2 separate regions of the Homo sapiens genome follow, and region 2 is linked to region 1. Evidence: chromatin loops called from intact Hi-C (ENCODE). Cell type or tissue: Calu3. All regions are shown on one strand. Links, peaks and the distances in the headings refer to the core of each region. The heading gives the core; the rest is flanking DNA. Region 1 overlaps GRM5 (glutamate metabotropic receptor 5). Region 2 overlaps CTSC (cathepsin C).

Region 1 (5,392 bases), core at 143-5,142:
CGTGACCTGGATGTGAGACATGAAGTCAAAGGAAGTTTAATATTTGACTGCCCTGGTGGATTTTGGACTTACATGGGACCTGTCACCCCTTTGTTTTGGCCAATTTCTCCCATCTGGAATGGCTGTATTTACCCAATTCCTGTACACCCGTTGTATCTAGGAAGTAACTAACTTGCTTTTGATTTTACAAGCACATAGGTGGAAAGGAGTTGCCTTGTCTTGGAAGAGACTTTGGACTGTGCACTTTTGAGTTAATGCTGAAATAATTTGAGACTTTAGGGGACTGTCAGGAAGGCATGATTGGTTTTGAAATGTGAAGTTATGAGATTTGGGAGGGGCTGGGGCAGAATAATATGGTTTGGCTCTGTTTCCCCACACAAATTTCATCTTCACTTGTACTCCCATGATTCCCATGTGTTGTGGGAGGGACCTTGTGGGAGATAATTGAATCATGGGGGCAGTTTCCCCTATACTGTTCTCATGGTAGTGAGTAAGTCTCACAAGAGCTGATGGTTTGATAAGGGGAAACTTGTTTTGCTTGGCTGTCATTCTCTCTTTGCCTGCTGCCATCCTTGTAAGATGGGACTTGCTTCTCCTTGCCTTCTGCCATGATTGTGAGGCTTCCCCAGCCATGTGGAACTGTAAATCCAATTAAACCTCTTTCTTTTGTAAATTGCACAGTCTCGGGTATGTCTTTATCAGCAGCATGAAAACGAACTAATACAGTTACATGGAAGATACTTATTTTTTTAAGATATTTGCCTTTCCTTTGCATTGTCACATTCTTCTTAACAAGCCATCCCATCCTTACCTTCACGATGTAGACACTGATTAGACTAAGATGATAATAGTAATTATCAGATTCACTTGCCACTTTACTCATCAGTTTTAGCCAATGATCATGGGAGAGAGTCTTCTGGAGACTTCTGAGAACGATTTCTTTAGTATTAATAAAACACTGGAAAACATAGTCTCTTTTTCTGTGGACAGTGGTCTGGATGTGATACCTGACAATGCTCCAACCATATGGCAGGCATGAGAGAAGCTAAGCCAACATTTCAAAAACTGTGGTCCAGTGATTCAGTGGTAGACTGGAAAGGTCGAAATAAGTAGGTCCTTGAGCCATTGTGTCCTTTGAGCTACTGAATTAGCCTTTTTAGTGTCAGAAATTCTTTTTATGTGAGATTAATTTGTTATCATTTAAGCCACTTTGAGTTAGGTTATAGACTTTCTGAGGCTGAAATCCTCCTATCTGCTATACTTGGTTTCATTAGTTTTTCTTCCAAAACTGAGTCTAAGAATTTCTGAAATTGTTATAGCATTTACTTAGGTTTGACTGTTTATAAATACTGTGTGTGTCTCTCTGTGTGTGTACACATGTGTGTGAGTGTATATATATGATGAATCTAAAGAAGTTACTACTAACAAATACTTTAGTGTTACTTAGATGTTTGTGTTCTTTTAAATAATGCTCCTTTCTGTATGTACCATTTATATAAAATAAGTGTGAGAGTTAATAAGTTAGATTTGTAAGGAGCAAAAAAGAGAGAGATCGATTGGGTAAAACAAAGTATTATTTTCTCAATAATCCACACTTAGAGAAAGCCTAAACAATTGGTCCTTATAATCATGGAAGAAACACCCTTGTTCATTTCCTGAAAGCTATGCTAGTTACAGTCATAACCAGTTACTGTGGGTTTAGTGTTACATTCTTAAACTGATTAGGTCATGGGAAATGATTCAGCTCATAGTACTGAAGCCTTATAACTACTCTGAAAACGCTTTTGTTCACATATATTGAAGAATTGGCATGGGCTTATACATATTTAACAAAAATTGTTTGCAATTATCTTTTGTGTAATTTGAATAAGAAGGTGTCACACACACAAAAAAGAAAATGAACCTCAGTGGGCTTATGTGCTTATTCCTTATTAGTCAGTGACAGATCCATATACAAGTAATCCTGGCTCAACTCAGTGATGATTTAGGAGTTCTTTCCAGCCACCATCTTCTTTGAGACCAGTTATAGCAAATTTTGGAGCCAGTTTTTATTTGTTAGCTCTCTCTTTCCCTTTGCCTCCCTGCCTTGAGACAGAATTTTTCTGACTTTAGTTTTTAATCTTGACTTTGCTGTAGTTATTGTATCCACTCCCCCTTTGTACCAACACAAAGCTTTATAACAGCTTTGAGCACATTCAATTCTGTTCCCATGTTGGTTCCTTGAACACCAGCCAAGACCTCAGCTTTTCGACCTCAGGTGAAATTTGGATCAAACATCTACCTCTAGATGATATCTTTAGTGATCACCCAGAAACACAGTTTATAATTTTAAAACATCTTAGGGAAAATATATGAGGTAGAATGCTGCACATTGCATCTTATTCTACAGATTTATTGCCACATTCCTTTTGGGACCATCCTAATTTTGGATCTTGGCAGTCATAAAGTGAAGAGAGAAACTATGGTGTAATATACTTTTGAATAGCATTCACATTATTATAGAAAAACTTTCCCTATATCATTTAATTTTCTTAACAAACTCAGGAATATAATTATCCCCATTCAGCAGATAAGGAAACTGGCTCAGAAAGCTTCACAATTTGGTCAAGACCCCATAGCTTGTAAGTCTCAGAAGTGCCACTAGAAACCAGATGTTTTACCTCCAAATCTCATGCTCTTCATTAACAACTTACTTTTTCTTTATTTCATGCTTAAAAACCCCTTATTTAAATAATCTGATGGCACATTTGAGAGACTGAAAAGGTCGTACATGAAGTTAATAGTGTATACTTAGTGGAGCTAGGCTTTGAGCACAATATACGCTTATTTTTTAAAAGGTCAAATTTGACTACATAATGGTCAAGTGGAATAAATCACCCTCTGGGCCCCTTGTTAACATGCAAACAGATTGGCATTTCTCTGGCTGGAGTTTTCCTAGACAGAAATACACCAAAAATCTGAAGGCTGTAAAAGAGGCATCACTAAGAAGAGCTGACAATCAGTTTCGATGTGTGGGATACAGTGTGATAGCAGAAGACAGACAGGGACGAGATGGTAGAATATTTTAACAACTTCAGAGTGTTACAAAGAGAGCTGAAGGAAAGCCCAAGTCAGCCTTCCAAGTCTAATTGATCAGAGGAAAATTCTAGATGAAGGCAGAAGGGAAGTCATTATGGATCTTTAGGTTAGAGGGAAACAGTGAAGCCAAATTTAAAAAGATCAATATTATGCAGTACTATTGCAAGGTAATTCCTTTCTTCAATATCATCTCTCAACCTTCTATCTATCTATATATGTAAATATATTGGAATGATTTACTAGATATTCCATCAGATCTTGTGGTCTCCGTGCGCAGAAAAACATCTTTTGCACAGACTTGAAATGTCAACTTGATTCCTTCAGATAAATCAGATTAAAAACAAAAACTGAGCATGATTAATAGCTCCAGAAACTAATGGCAAAGTGAAGATAAGCTGCAAAATGATTTGAGAAATTGCCAGGTAACATATTTCACTGTGTTCTGTGAAAATAATGGAAAGGTAAAAGCTGAAAAGTGGGGAAGCAATGCAAATAAGGAATTAAAAAGTAAAAAATCAGCTGTATTGACTTAGTAATTCTAGGAATTTATTCTAAGGAAACAATTCAACATAAGCTCAAAGGTTTCTGCACAAAGATTTTTTCCTTCAATGTTATAGAAAACAGAAAAAAAAAAAAACCTCAACAAAAAAGAACAAACCAACCACGGGAGAATAGTTTAATAAATTACAGCATAGCAATATTATGGAAATGTGTTAAATTTTGTATTGAGTAAAGCCTTTCATTTAGCTTCTGAAGAATTCCCAAAGGATGTATTTTAATCCTACTTATGATGAGAGCTTGTTTTCAGATATGAATCATCATAAGTCATTGCCATTTTATTGTGTACTTTCCTTCAACATTACTATTTGTTACACAATCAATAGAAATTCAGGAAGATACAGATTTCAAAACCAATCCTAAGGTGCTTTACAAGCTTTATACAACATCCTCAATAGGGAAAACTTTTCAGGGAGGAACAAAATGTTAACTATAAGAAGGGTCTCCATAGGAAACATTTCATTATGGCATTAATTAAAAGTTGCTAGTTTCTATCTTATAGGACTGAGGAATTTTCAGACAGATAACCTTACTATTTCTAAAGAGAGATAGGTAGTTTTCCAACAGAGATTTTTCCTCACATTTTTATACATGAACAATTGGAAATGCAGTGAAGTCAGATGAAGCTAGATAATAAATGTAATAAGAGCCATCACTTACTGAGCACTTGGAATGTTCCAGACACAATTCTAAGTCCCTGAATTTACTGATTTAATCATTACAACAGTCTTTTGAGTTAGGTACTATTATTATTCCTACTTTACAAATGAAGAACTAGGACACAGGAGATCAAGTGATTTGCCCAGGTTACTAGAATGGTCAACTGTGAGGTAAATTGCTTCTCACTAAAATGCTGGCTACAAATAGTAGCTGTGCCATTTGTTAAACCTAGTTCTGTCTTTAAATGGCCTAAGGGATACAGGTAACTGTACTATTTTTCAAACCTTATCATTTTTTTTCCCCATAATCTCCTTGGCTTGAGACACTGCCTATGCTTTTACTTGAGCCCTTTCTACCCTTTTGGATAGGAAGACTGATTCCTCTGTGATACTAACTTTGATTAAAATTTGCACCAGCAACTAAATTTTCTCAGTCTGGGGACTGATGGAGCTTAAACCTCAGTGGTGCTCGATGGAAGCAGATTTGCTCTAAAGCTGATGGAGTATCAGGGTCCCTCACTCACAGATGCCCCTGGCAAGGCCCTGTTTCTATTTTTGTATTCACATTTTGTAATCTTTTTCTTAAATAAAGCTCCCCAAGTGGAAGGAACTTTAGGTCTCACAAAGCCTGGATCTACTTGTTTACCAGAGTTTGCCTTTGACCCATAAGGGAATCATAAACTGTGTTTATGTTCATAGGGTTAGTTATGCTTTCTGAGTTACAATTTCTCCATATATACAATGGAAATATTGAGGATCAGGTAAGACAATTCATGTAAAATGCTTGATTTTATAGTTGTTTCATAATGTTCCTTTCATATCTGTCATTTTCTTCTGTACTAATAACTTCTATAACCAGGCAGGCTTCTCCCAGATAGCTCTGATACAAAATATTTGTCCTGTTTCCTCCACACACCCCCTAATACTTATGAAATAGTGCTTCCTCATACGAGACATAACCAATATAATCTCTATTAATTCTTTTAAGTTAATGCATCTTTGATTTTCTTACCTCCATCTGGACCTACCTCCATCTGGACCTACTTCCATCTGGATCTGTCTGCTCCCACATACCCTAATTTACGCTGCTGCGATTT
Region 2 (5,392 bases), core at 288-5,287, 220 kb before region 1:
GGCTGTGTTCCAATAAAACTTTACTTACAAAAAGAGGTTTGTAGTTTGCCAACCCCCAGTTTAGAGAAATGTGTGGGCTAAACTACACTTAAAGTTAAAATTACCTTATTGCATCTGACTCTCTGAATTCAAATCATATTTAGGGGGAGAGTTAAAAATGTATGGCTTTAGAATCCAGAAAAACTGGACTTGAATTGTGGGAATCACCACTCACTGTGTTATATAGCACAGGAAAAGTTACTCTGGGCTACTCATATCCGCATCTTGCTTTTATCTTTGGTGATATTCATGATATTCTCTTTTTTTCAGACAGAGTCTCACTCTGTTGCCCAGGCTGGAGTACACTGGCGAGATGTCGGCTCACTGCAACCTCCGCCTCCCAGGTTCAAGCGATTCTCCTGCCTCAGCCTCCCAAGTAGCTGCGACTACAGGCATGTGCTACCAGGCCTGGCTAATTTTTGTATTTTTAGTAGAGATAGGGTTTCACCATGTTGGCCAGGCTGGTCTCAAACTCCTGACCTGAGGTGATCTGCTTCCTTCAGCCTCCCAAAGTGCTGGGATTACAGGTGTGAGCCACTGTACCCAGCTGGTTGTTCATGATATTCTGGATCCCATATGTCTGCTTCTAGTGAAGAATGGCTTCACTAGCATGAGTTCAGTTCCCAACTACTCAAGTCCCTGCTAAAACCCTACTCAATATGATGACCATGGAAACAAAGACCCAGGACATTGTTGGGCAGCAATATGAGAGGGTGTGTTGTGTGAAAAGGTTAATAAAATTAACTTCATACTAAACTATGTAAAACTTCTACTTTGGTAGATCGAAACAGTGTAACATGGTAACTTTATAGGATGCAACCTAAACTCCATAAAGTTGTATTATGTACTTCTCTCTGGCACTGGCTCTTGATCCTATTCTCTTCTCCTTGGTTGCATGCTGGTAAGGCAGGCCAGGTAGGGTTAGGCCGATGCTCCCTCCCACCTCTGCTGTTTGAGGAAGCAGTCTGACAATGTTTCCAGAGTTCTTAAGAGCTACTTTATAGATATTGACACACATACACAAACAAAATGCTACACACAGGAAGACATTCACTGCAGTATAACACAAGTTAAAAATAAAAACAATAGAATGTCCTAGAAAATGCCCAAATTTAAAAAGTATTAGGTAAACAATTTATTCAAAGGAATAATGTGTAACATTGTATATGATAAACCTGAGTTCTATAGGAAAGGGGTGAGCAAACTAAAATTGGAGAAGACTGCCTATTTCTATAAATATAGTTTTACTGGAGAACAGCATGCCCATTCATTTATACATTGTCTATGGCTACTTTTGTGCCACAATGGCAGAGATTTCATACTTTATAAATATTGTACAGATTACTCATAAATCTTACAGGTTCAAGAGAACACAGAAATGATATAGTCTTGGGGGACAAAAAAAAGACCTAAGGAAGTGGTGGAACTAGAACTAAGCATCCTACCCAATGCCATCCTCCACTTCTTCCTACAATTTGTCTTCTCACGAAGAGCCAGAGAGGTAAACAATTACTAAAATCACTGACGGGAGATACCCAGAAATGACAGAAAAGGCTTTTTTTTAAACCCAAAGGGCTTCCACCTATATTATTTGAGCCTCACGATAATCTCTTTGGGATAAAATTTCTTTCTAATGAAGAAAAGGTGACTCTGCAAAATTAAATGGAGAGGAAAGGATTCAAATACAGGTTTACATGTTACAAAGGTCATTGCTTTATCCATTGTATTCTCTAAAAAAAAAAAGGTGCAGAGAATTAACTGACTCATGAGTCACGTTCAAATTGTTGCCCAAGGCCTTTAAAGGGCTGCCTAAAATTTCTAGCAGTCCTCATAGGTGTTCTCCCATTCTTCAGGTACCTATGTTGCCTTGGCTCTTTCAGTCTTTTTACCATGCCTGCCTAGGGTTTTTGACGCAGAACAGAAAGAAAGAATAATGCCTTCAGGCCTAGACTGCCTAGACTGCTCTGCCACTGATTGGCTGTGTGATCCTGAGCAAGTCACGTTCCTCTCTGTACTTTCAGTTTCCTCATCTTTAAAACAGGAGCAATGGCCAGGTACAGTGGCTCATGCCTTTAATCCCAGCACTTTGGAACGCCGAGGTTGGGGGAATCACTTGAGGCCAGGTGTTTTGAGGTTACAGTGAGCAATGATCCAGCCACTGAACTCCGGCCTGGATGACAGAATCAGATCCATTCTCTAAATAAATAAATAAATAAATAAATAAATGAAGCAGGGATGATAATTACAGACTATATCTCATGGGCTGTGTTTTATGTATACTAACTCATTTATTTTTCACGATAGTCTATCAGGTTGTTCTTTCCACAAAAACATAACTATGACAATAGGATTTTTGTTTATTCAGTACCTAGAAAACTATCTGGCACTAGGAAGTAATTAACTACTAAATGAGTGAATAAATGAATAACAGAAGAGGAAGAACAACAAATGTCAAGTCCTATTTCAACAGTTAACAAGGCACTGAGAATAGGTAAGTTTATAATTAACAGAGGTGTGGTGATGCCAATATATCACAATGTCTGACAGTCCAAATCACAGTATTACTTCAGAAGTGCAAATGTTCCTCTCCAAAGCTGCTTCCCTATTTGTAATTTTAGGTTGACCTAGAAGTTCCAAAAATTTCCCTTCAAGCTTTCTAATTGCAAATCCTTATATCTGTGGTTGTCTTAATTTTTTTTTTTTTTCAAGATGGAGTCTTGTTCTGTCACCCAGGCTGGAGTGCAGTGGCGCGATCTCAGCTCACTGCAACCTCCGTCTTCCGGGTTCAAGCAATTCTCCTGCCTCAGCCGCCTGAGTAGCTGGGATTACAGGCATGCGTCACCACGCCCGGCTAATTTTTGTATTTTTAGTAGAGACAGGGTTTCGCCATGTTGGCCAGGCTGGTCTTGAACTCCTGACCTCAGGTGATCCGTCTGCCTCGGCCTCCCAAAGTGCTGGGATTACAGGCATGATCCACCACGGCCAGCCTTCTTATTTAATATTCATAAAGCCAGTAATTCTTAATAGACACACTATTTATATGAGTAATCCTAAAAAACTACAACTTTGTTTTTGTTGTTATAACTTAAACCCTACACATTCCATTAAATTGATGGAATTATTTTCCCTTTTAAAATTTTATTTTATACTATTCTTACAATCTGAAATAATGTATCAATTTTAGAACCTGAAATTATTCTGTAAAAGTACAGAGCTGCAATGCCACTCTGCACGACAACAACTTAGTAAAAGAGAGGCATTTACCAGCGGGGAAGCCAAGTACGCAGTACCTTAAGGGGGACCATCCACTGTACCCCTGTGATTTTCTTGATTTGAATGTTTTCGGGGTATGTCATTTTTTCCTGTGAAATACTTCTTTTGTGATTTCTGACGTTGTATCACCAATTAAGAAGTTGAAGTTTTGACCCCGCTATCCAGCTTGAAATGCAGCCAAAAAATTTTTCTGAGTTTTCACTTATATAAACATCAGTCTCTGAAGACTGCCTTGCACAGATGAGATAATTTAAGTTTCCATTCATTTATGCTAATTTCTACTGCAACAAATAGATAATTTCCTAAAATATGAAGATCAAGCCCTAGTATTTAAGTTTAAAAAACTATTATGATTCAATAACTATCCATTTGCTTCTTCAATATTACCATTAAGTTGCCACACATTCTCAAAATATCCCTTCTTCAATTTCCCACTCATTTTATCAGCTATCCAATTAGATATACCTAGTCATAGGGAAATTTTGGAATTGAAGTTATTTTTGGGAACTGAAGTTATTTATCTTGGATCTTTTACTTGACTGCTTTTTGACACTGAGGAGAGGGAAAAAAAAATTCCTTAAACCTGTTCTACTGTTTTCTTGATTAATAATATACTTAGCCAATGTCTGAATACTTACTTTACATAACAAACTTGGCTAGAAGACAGAGGCAGTTTAGTAAAGTGGACTCCGCCCTTTAAATCCAGTCTGTCACTTATCATTTACGTAACCTTGAGCAAGTCAAAACTAGTGAGCCTCAGTTACTTTATCTGAAAGTAGGAATGATATCTATAATTGATACTACTTTACTGGACTGCTATGAAAGATATAGATGAAATTGAAGTTGGAAGAGTTAAAAAGTTATACAACATTAAACAAGTGACTATACTAACATTACCATCATTACCATGAAGGATACTTCATCCATGCCTTCATAGAACTTATATTCTATCCAAAACTGCCAACTGGGCAGCTGACACTGGGACCTATCCTTTCAACCAGTGGTTTCCAGCGGAACATTGGAAACAAAGTATTGTAACTCCCATATATATTTCTAACATAAAAATACAATTGGCCAGGCGCAGTGGCTCATGCCTGTAATCCCAACACTTTAGGAGGCTGAGGCGGGTGGATCACCTGAAGTCGGGATTTTGAGAGCAGCCTCACCAACATGGTGAAACCTTGTCTCTACTAATAATACAAAAATTAGCCTGGCATAGTGGCACACGCCTGTAATCCCAGCTACTTGGGAGGATGAGGCAGAAGAATCCTTTGAACCTGGGAGGTGGAGATTGCAGTGAGCTGCAACCATGTGCCATTGCACCCCAGCCTTGGCAAAAAGAGGGAAACACCGGCTCAAAAATAAATAAATAAATAAATAAACTAATTAAATTGAAAACTTCCACTATTATTTAATATATGAAACAACATTGGTGTGCCCATCAGATCTAATATCAGATGTTCATCTGTTATGTACAGTGTGCTAGTAAGTCCCTATAAGATAGTTAAGGCACAGCATATTCCCTTTTTCACATCTGCCTGCTTAAACTGACTTGAGCATCTTATCTGAATTAATCAGGCTAACACTCATAAAATGAACAAGTAGTTTAAAATATACTTGCAAAGAAACAAGGATTTGCAAATACTAATGATGCAAACATAAGAAAATGGCAGTTTTTTTATAATTACCCTATTCTGACTTCTGTCAAACATGTTGACAGAAGTTTTTAAAAACAGATGTTTTGAAATGGTTCCATCACTATAATATTTTTTTTAGTCCTAGACATCAATAAAGCAAATGTTTCAGTTAAAATTTGTCTATTAAAATTGTCATCCCTAATACCAATTGATAATTATTCTAAATCCTTCTAAAGCTGTGACACTTTCATACTTTTAACAAAAATGTGTCAAAATCTACTGAAATTCTTTAAGATTTTAAAACACATCAGAAAATTTTGTTTCCAAATGTTGAAAATTTACAGTCATGAAAATTATCAGTAACAGGGACTCTAACATTACTTTTGGCAACAAAATCATAATAATGAAGAATATTTTACATTATTTTCAAATGATATCTTCTT

What was found. Peaks named below come from ENCODE experiments on the same cell type or tissue, not always from the same donor. Only the 100,000 strongest peaks of a DNase experiment are listed, where the experiment ranks them.
Region 2: it touches region 1 in a loop (4-fold over the local background); 4 of 110 quality-filtered maps call a loop at or near these places.

The regions. Positions count from the first base shown.
Region 1 is chr11:88,534,397-88,539,788 of GRCh38, forward strand. All of the region lies in intron 8 of GRM5 (glutamate metabotropic receptor 5), which reads right to left. Among named protein-coding and RNA genes, the nearest start is that of GRM5-AS1, 33 kb to the left of the region's middle. In Calu3, for the core only: no CTCF peak of the experiment used is centred there; no DNase peak of the experiment used is centred there.
Region 2 is chr11:88,314,240-88,319,631 of GRCh38, forward strand. All of the region lies in intron 2 of CTSC (cathepsin C), which reads right to left. Among named protein-coding and RNA genes, the nearest start is that of CTSC, 21 kb to the right of the region's middle. In Calu3, for the core only: no CTCF peak of the experiment used is centred there; a DNase peak (open chromatin) is centred at 2,832.